Regions from separate parts of the Homo sapiens genome. Here region 2 is linked to region 1. Evidence: chromatin contacts called from ENCODE Hi-C or POLR2A ChIA-PET data. All regions are on one chromosome and are shown on one strand. Each heading gives the region's core, a stretch centred on a gene start or an enhancer-like site at or near the end of the contact. The rest is flanking DNA. Distances are from core to core; before and after follow the strand shown.

Evidence for each region. A loop is a pair of places that touch in the nucleus more often than their neighbours do. ChIA-PET counts read pairs that join two places held with the same protein, here RNA polymerase II (POLR2A). Pooled maps may share reads with other maps.
Region 2: a map of CD14-positive monocyte shows a loop between it and region 1 (4-fold over the local background). The contact joins two enhancer-like sites. A Hi-C loop is called at or near these places in 6 of 168 maps with a recorded cell type or tissue (CD14-positive monocyte, CD4-positive, alpha-beta T cell, IMR-90 and 3 more), 1 of 37 single-sample maps with no recorded cell type and 14 of 50 pooled maps. POLR2A ChIA-PET finds 5 or more read pairs at or near these places in 1 of 52 experiments (T-cell).

What each region holds. Positions count from the first base shown.
Region 1 is chr5:61,406,919-61,410,620 of GRCh38, reverse strand. The region is part of intron 1 of ZSWIM6 (zinc finger SWIM-type containing 6); the gene reads right to left. Among named protein-coding and RNA genes, the nearest start is that of ZSWIM6, 77 kb to the right of the region's middle. RefSeq lists a silencer at 1,595-1,985 and an enhancer at 1,411-2,610. Within about 2 kb of position 1,845, at least 21 of the 41 ENCODE cell types and tissues checked have a DNase peak (open chromatin) inside an H3K27ac peak, as active enhancers do; they include CD14-positive monocyte and endothelial cell of umbilical vein, where a contact is called at or near this core.
Region 2 is chr5:61,275,925-61,279,895 of GRCh38, reverse strand. No RefSeq gene overlaps it. Among named protein-coding and RNA genes, the nearest start is that of LINC02057, 13 kb to the right of the region's middle. Within about 2 kb of position 2,540, at least 6 of the 41 ENCODE cell types and tissues checked have a DNase peak (open chromatin) inside an H3K27ac peak, as active enhancers do; they include CD14-positive monocyte and endothelial cell of umbilical vein, where a contact is called at or near this core.

The DNA.
Region 1 (3,702 bases), core at 596-3,095:
AAAGGAAATAAATCGCCGGGCACGGTGGCTCATGCCTGTAATCCCAGCACTCTGGGAGGCCAAGGTGGGTGGATCACGAGGTCAGGAGATCGAGACCATCCTGGCCAACATGGTGAAACCCCATCTCTACTAAAAATACAAAAATTAGCCAGGCATGGTGGCACGTGCCTGTAATCCCAGCTACTCGGGAGGCTGAGGCAGGAGAATCGCCTGAACCAGGGAGTCAGAGGTTGCAGTGAGCCGAGATCGCACCACTGCACTCCAGCCTGGCAACAGAGTGAGACTCCGTCTGAAAAAAAAAAAAAAAAAAAGGAAATACATCCATTATTACAATACTATTCACAAACTCAGAACACTTAAATTCTGTGCAATTGTCAATGTGGGGCTGAGCACTAGAGTACCGGGGTAATTTAGGGCTACACATGTTGCCTTTTGCCAAGGCTGGTCCTGAGTTTTCGTAGTTTTGTATCTTCCTGGTCTATATGCTGACTTCACCTTAGTTGGGCTGCTATACATAGGTGAAATCACAGTGATTGTGCCTAAGGAAACCATGAAGATCATACGGAAGCTTCTCAACATGAAGGACAAATAAGTCCAAGGCTTCCTCTCATGAAAGGCTAAAACTCCCTTTATCAAAAGTCACAACAGTGCCACTTTTACAAATCTGGGGTCCCTGAAAGAGTTACTCAAATCAATTAAATTAACTATCAGATAACTTCAGTAGCTACTCAAAATAGTCTTCCTTTACTGGCCTGATCAAGTAACAATGTTTTCCATGGAGCTTAATGGCTCCTTTTAGATCCTTGTCTATGAACTGGTATTGCACTCCATGCTTACCCACCCGCAGCTCTCACCATCCCACATATCCCTCTCCACAAAAAGCTAATAAATTTGCATTCCTGACTCTGACTCATACAACTAAGAAACCGAAGACTAACAAAACTCTTAGGTATGACTAAGCAAAATGATCTAATTAATAAATAGTCAAGAAATACAAATGTTTTTAAAAGTAAAATTAACCATCAAGAAAACAGGGTATGGTGGAGAAGGGGGAACTATAGCTCTAAACACCATCCTTGTAAGTTGCTACCAAGAACCCACATTTTTCTTTAAAGGCTGAAAATCAGCAGTAATAACCCAAAACTATCTTGCGCAAAGGTGGTCTTAATAGAGATATAATTAATCTTGCCAATTTTCCACATAATTTCTCTCCTTTTTTGATCTTTTGCTTTACAAAATCATGCTTGAAAACTTTTACAATTTCTTTCTGGTAGCAATTCTGAAATGAAAATGGACTGCAGGTAAGTAAATTTGAGAACCTCCTTAAACAGCAAAAATCACCTCCCTAGCCCCTCCACTGGTAAAAATCACCAAAGTTTTTACTGTGGCCCCCTCGTTCTCAGAAACAAAAACAAAAACAAAATGGCCTTTGAAGTTGGACAATTTGGTATGTGTTACATTTAATTTTGTGCTTATACTTAATACCTAAAGTGAAGCAATACAGAGGCCTGGATTTCAAAAACGGGAAAAAAAAAAAAAAAAAAAAAAACCTTTCCCCTCATTACAAAGAAAATCTATAATCATAATTTAGAAGTCATCAAGGAAACGCAAATCTTGTGCCACCCCGCCTCTGCGCGGTCGGGTCAGTCACACACACGCCGCCCCGCCCCCGCGCCATCAGTCACACGCAGGCCTCGCCCCATCCTGACTCCCAACCCCGCCCCTCGCGCTGTCAGTCTCTGACTCTGGCCTGCGGCTGAACCGGCGGCGCTGACGTCAGCTGGCGACCGCGGCCGCATTCCTAAACAGTTCAGACAAACCCACTGGTGGGAAGCTTCGAAAGCCCTCAGCTGTAGTGAGGAAAGCAAAGGTTTGGCTGGCAGCCAGACTCCTGAGCTCAGCATTTTGTAATGCACTTCCTTTTTATTTAACAGCTTGCATAATGCCCTTAACCCTTCCTTTACCTGCATCACACCTTTAACCCCTTCTTTTCCTGGTCGAACTTCGAAGCAAACTTCAGAACTTGGTCTCCCATAGGGTTTTAATATATTCCTCACCAATTTACAACTGACTGATTTTTAATACTGCTGAAGAGGCAATTTAATTAAATGCACTTGCTCCCCCTAAACTGCTGTTTCCCCCTTAAAGCAATGTTAATTTTCAAGCAAAGAAATTAAAACATTTTATTAAAACAACGTATTTTAAAGCTTTTTTAGACCCCCTCCTTCATAATTTATCTTCTTGAAATTATTGTCAAGAGACAATAGCTTCAAATGGTCCAAAACAAAAGGGTACACAGTGACAAAATCTCCCTCCAACTTCGTCCCTCAGTTGCCCTGTTCTCATCCCATGATAAATTGTTACTTCTCTTGTATTCACCCAGAAGTATTTTAGTGATACATAAGGAAATACACATATATTCTATTTTCTCCTTTTTAAAATGGTAAACTCTATACATAATGTTCTCTACTTTGCTTCCTTATTCTTTTTTAGAATTGCATGGAATTCCACAATTTAGCAGTCCCCTATATATGAGCATTTAGGTAATTTCCCATCTTTTTGCTATTACAAATAATGCTGGTGTGAAAATCTTGTATGACTGTCTTTCAAGAATAAATTCCTAGATGGGAAATTGCTACATCAAAACAAACACATGCATTTGTAATTCTGAGAGGTAACAGCAAACTGTCCTCCACTGAGACTGTACCTTTACCCTCCCACCAGCAGTGCAGGAGGATGCCTATTTCCCTCATGCAAATCAGGCTGTCCCAGAATTCAGATAAGAGGCTCTCTCTCAAGCTTATTTTATTTTTAGAAAACAGATCTGTGAAAAATTGTATCTTAGTGTAGTCTTAATTTACATTTTTCATATTATGAACGAAGTTGGGCATCTTTTTATATATTTTAGAAGCCATTTGTATTTCTCTGTGAACTGTTAAATCATCACCTTTGCCCATTTTTCTATTTGTTCATCATTTTCTTACTGCTTTGTAGGAGCTTATGTTTTTCGAAAAGCAGTGTTTTGTGTATGACACTTTGAAAGATCTTTTTTATATATTTTAAGAAAATTAGCTCTTTGTGACATGATTTGTGAAAATTTTTTCCAGTTTGGTAAATTTATCTGTTTCATGGTTTCTGCCATAGAGAAATTTAGGGATTTTTATGTAGCTGAATTGTTACCAATCTATTCTTTCATGGTTCTTGGTTACTATTATCACAGACTGTCATTCCCCATGCAGTTTGTAGAATAATTTTCCAGTGATTTCTTCAAATATTTTTATGTTTTCAGTTTTACCTTTCAATATTTAGAGTCTGTACTTTTTTTCCTAGATATATATCCACTAGTCCCAACACAAATTGAATAACCTATCTTTTCTCACTGATTGGAAATGCTACCTTTATCATATTCAATAATTTTTCTTATGTAAAAGTGGGGCTCAGAGGAATTTTAGGCTGCACTTACACCAGTGTTAATTTTAAAATCTGGTATAAAGTAAGATATGTTTTCCATGGACAACATGGTCCAGTTTCAATAACTAAATTTCAGATTTGGGGAACTGTGTTTGTTATTTTTAAATGAAACTAAATCCTTTTTAAGATTTCTGAGAGGCCGGGTGCAATGGCTCACGCCTGTAATCCCAGCACTTTGGGAGGCTGAGGTGGGTGGATCACCTGAAGTCAGGAGTTCGAGACCAGCCTGGC
Region 2 (3,971 bases), core at 1,291-3,790, 130 kb after region 1:
GAAAACTAGACGTGGCCCTTTCCAGATCCTTTGTTCTAAGAATGACTCCATGATATCTGGTTGGAGACTGCAAGCTGGGTTTCATGGAGAAACTGGCATTTGAAGAGAATCTTGAATGAATGGCAAGATTTCCAGAGATAGAGATGAAATGGAGGAAATTCTAGGCAGAGAACAGAATAAACACAGAAAGTTTAGGCAACATTTAAAGGATTCCCAAACGAAAACACCTAGAGACAACAAATCTAATCTGTTTGCCATTTAAGTTAGGGTATTAGTTTATCTGTTCCACAAATAGTCATTCAACACATACTCTGTATAACACACCATTCTTGGTGATAGAGGACATCCAAAGATGATGCTGGACATTCTAATATATGTTTAAACTAGGCATTTCATTTTGTTTTTGTTTTCTTTATTTTTTTGGGGACAGAATCCAGCTCTGTCACCCAGGCTGGAGTGCAGTGGCGCAATCTAGGCTTACTGCAGTCTTAACCTCCTGGGCTCAAGTGATCCTCCCACCCCAGCCTCCCAAGTAGCTGGGACTATAGGCATGCACCACCATGCCCAGCTAATTTTTGTATTCTTTTTGGTAGAGATGTGGTCTCGCCATGTTGCCCAAGCAGGTCTCGAACTCCTGGGCTCAAGCAACCCACCCACCTCAGCCTCCCAAAGTGTTAGGATTACAGGCATGAGCCACAACACCTGGTGGCATTTTAAATAATAAAAGAAATATATGCATATTTGTATAAAATATAGAAGAGGACAGATAACTAAATTTAAAATGACCTACCTTGTGTAAGCTTATAGATTTTGAAGGTAATGCCTCATCCAGCACACAGAATCAAATATATAAATTTGGATGGACACAGAAGCAATAACTAATTAGCTCAAAGCAACATTTAAATTGATCTTTCCAGTGAAAAGGCATTAGCAAAAGTAATCTAAAGAACACCTGTTTAGATGCACTAGCATCGACAATTAGGTTCTTCAGGGAACGAGGAGTTTCCAGCAGCCTTCACTCCAATAGTAGGCAATAGAGCTCAGCATTTTTATCACTGTAACCAAGAACATTTAAGGAGGCCAGAGGAAAATACTCAATCCACCTCTTAATTTCTAAGAGGAGGCAACTTCCTTAAGTCAGTCACTTAATTAGCATGGGCTGGGGCCAGGGGTAGGGATGCTCTGCAGGATTCGCTGCTTGACATTCTTCCCCTTTAAGAAATCTGGGCTCTAAACTTTTCAGTAAAAGAAAAAAAATTCAGTCCCAACAATGTAACCCAAGAAGGAGAAGGTGGTGAATCTGATTGGTGCAGAGGTAGAAGTGGCAAGTGTGGTGCCCCCATATGGTCTCTAATCTAGAGTAGCTAGTGCTGCCCATGCCGGGTCAGTCTGAAGCCACAAAGGCTGGCACTGCACAACTACAGGGAGCATCATTCACAGAGACCAAGGTGGGAATGTCAAGTGGGAAGCTTGGCTTCACTCCTTGCTGCCGCCTCTCTAGATGCCACCCTAATAATAATAATAGCAGCTAACATTTATTGAGCACTGACTAGATGCCATGTATTTTATGTGCGACATCTCATTGAGTCCTTGCAGCCACTCCACGACCTAGGTAACATTAATATCCCCATTTTATAGACAGTAGGGTGATCACACAATAAATTCGTTATCCCAAACAGGGCACCTTTTACATTTAAAAAAATTTTTTTTAGTAGAGATGAGGTCTCACTGAGTTGCGCAGGCTGGTCTCAAACTCCTGGATTCAAGTGATCCTCCCACCCTGGCCTCCCAAAGTGCTGGGATTATGGGTGTGAGTCACCACGCCCAGCCTCAAATAAGGCACTTTTGAGAGAGGAGGTGCTATTACTAATGACACTCGAACAACAGGTGTAAACCAGGTCTGACTCAGGCAAGGCAGAGCATGTAGTCACCCTCCACATAAGGGCCTTCAGGTGCAGGGCGCTGGCTTGCACAAGAACAAGGACGTGGCTGAGCCGGGATTCTTTGCAGTGTCAGCCACAGCGTGTTTCCACTGGGCAGCTTTATATCTTCGTCCTGGGCCTTTTGGAGTATCCATGGTTTTTTTTTTTTTTTTTTTTTCTGTAAAATGTGGTAATGAAATCTACTTCATATAGTTATGTAAGATTCAATCAGAGCAAAATACCTAAACTACAGGGAGGAGCCCAAAGCAGTAGTCACTCAATAAACCCCACTTCCTTTCCTCTAGCTCGCCTCTGTGTGTCCTCTGCAAATCCCTTCACTTCTCTGGCCTTTCATTGCCTCCCTCATGCAAGAACGGAGTTGGATTAAGGGGAAAACCTCCTCTCAACGCTGGCATTCTTTCTCCTCTGGTTCTTCTGGAGCCCATCTTTGTTCACTCATGTGCAGCAGGAGGAAGAGCCCTCTCCTCTGCTTTTAGTTCAGAGAAATGGCTTCTTTATTCATGCTCCTTTCACTTTCAGTACTTTCTCTGAGAGGTTGAAATGGTGGATGTGGGAGGCTGTTCTCCCCTCCTATTGTTTCCCTTCCTTTGCCATCGGCTTGTGCTGGAGCTCCTCCTGTGGGTCTCTCCTCAGTGTGGGGGCAGAAATACCAGAGAGTGAGCTGCTGTGCTGTGCTGGGCAAGGAACCCTTTTGGATTTGGGTTGATGGAATTTTTTTTCCCTGCAACTTCATACCTATCACTTTATCCTTTCTTGAAATCACAAAATGTCTGTACATAAAACAAACACACAAAAAAGCCATAAACTGCATTCAGAGGTCACACCATCATGCCAATGTAAGGACCATTTTTCCTAAGAACAAACATTCGAATTGAATTGAGAATCAACACCTTAATGAGTCAAAGGCAGTAGGAAGTGAGAAAAGCACACAAGGCTTATGGAATGAGATGGTTCCTGGAGACTGACAGAAATCCTCAGGGCAATGTGGCCTCCAGAACAGGCAAGGGTACCAGCATGCATTTTTCTTCCCTCTCCTTCTTTTCTTCCCTCCCTTCTATCTTAATTCTTTTCTTTGAGACACGGTCTCACTCTGTCACCCAGGCTGGAGTGCAGTGGCACAATGACAGCTCACTACAGCCTCAACCTCCTGGGCTCAAGGGATCATCTAGGACTACAGATATGCACTACCATGCCTAGGAAATTTTTTAATGTTTTATAGCAGGCCAGGTGCAGTGGCTCACACCTGTGATCCCAGCACTTTGGGAGGCTAAGTCCAGAGGATTGCTTGAGTCCAGGAGTTCAAGACCAGCCTGGGCAATATAGGGACACCCTGTCCCTAAAGAAAAATAAAAAAAAATAGCTGGGCGTGGTGGTGCACACCCATAGTCGTAGCTCCTTGGGAGACTGAGGTGGGAGGCTTGCTTGATCCTGGGAAGTTGAGGCTGCAGTGAGCTGTGACTGTGTTGCTGCACTCTAGCCTGGGTGACAGAGCCAGACCCTGTCTCAAAAATAAATAAATAAAAATAAAATTCTTTGTAGAGATGGAGTCTTGCTACATTGCCCAGGCTGGTCTCAAACTCCTGGCCTCAAATGATCCTCCCACCACGGCTTCCAAAGTGCTGGGGTAACAGGTGTTAGCCACCTCACCCAGCCCCTTCCTCATTTCAAAGCACCTACTTTGTTGCATTTCAGGAACTACTCTAGGCTCTGAGGGTTGGAATAAATAAAAAATAGTCATGCTCCCTGCCTTCACAGAGTTTTCACTGTAGCAGTGAGAGCGGTGTTGATCTAGTAACCACACAAATGTGTTAGATGGTGACCCTGAGGAACGCCATTGAAGGAGAAGTATGATTGGTGCCACAGCCTGCTTTGACCTAGTGAGGGAGGCTGGGCAAGATCTCCCTGAGGAAGTGATGAGGCTCGCACCGAGACGGGAAGGATGAGTCGGCGTTCCGGGCAGAGGAAGCAGCTTGTGTAAAGCCCTGAGGTGGAGGGAAGCTCCTCTAGTTTGAAGAACTGAAAGACAGC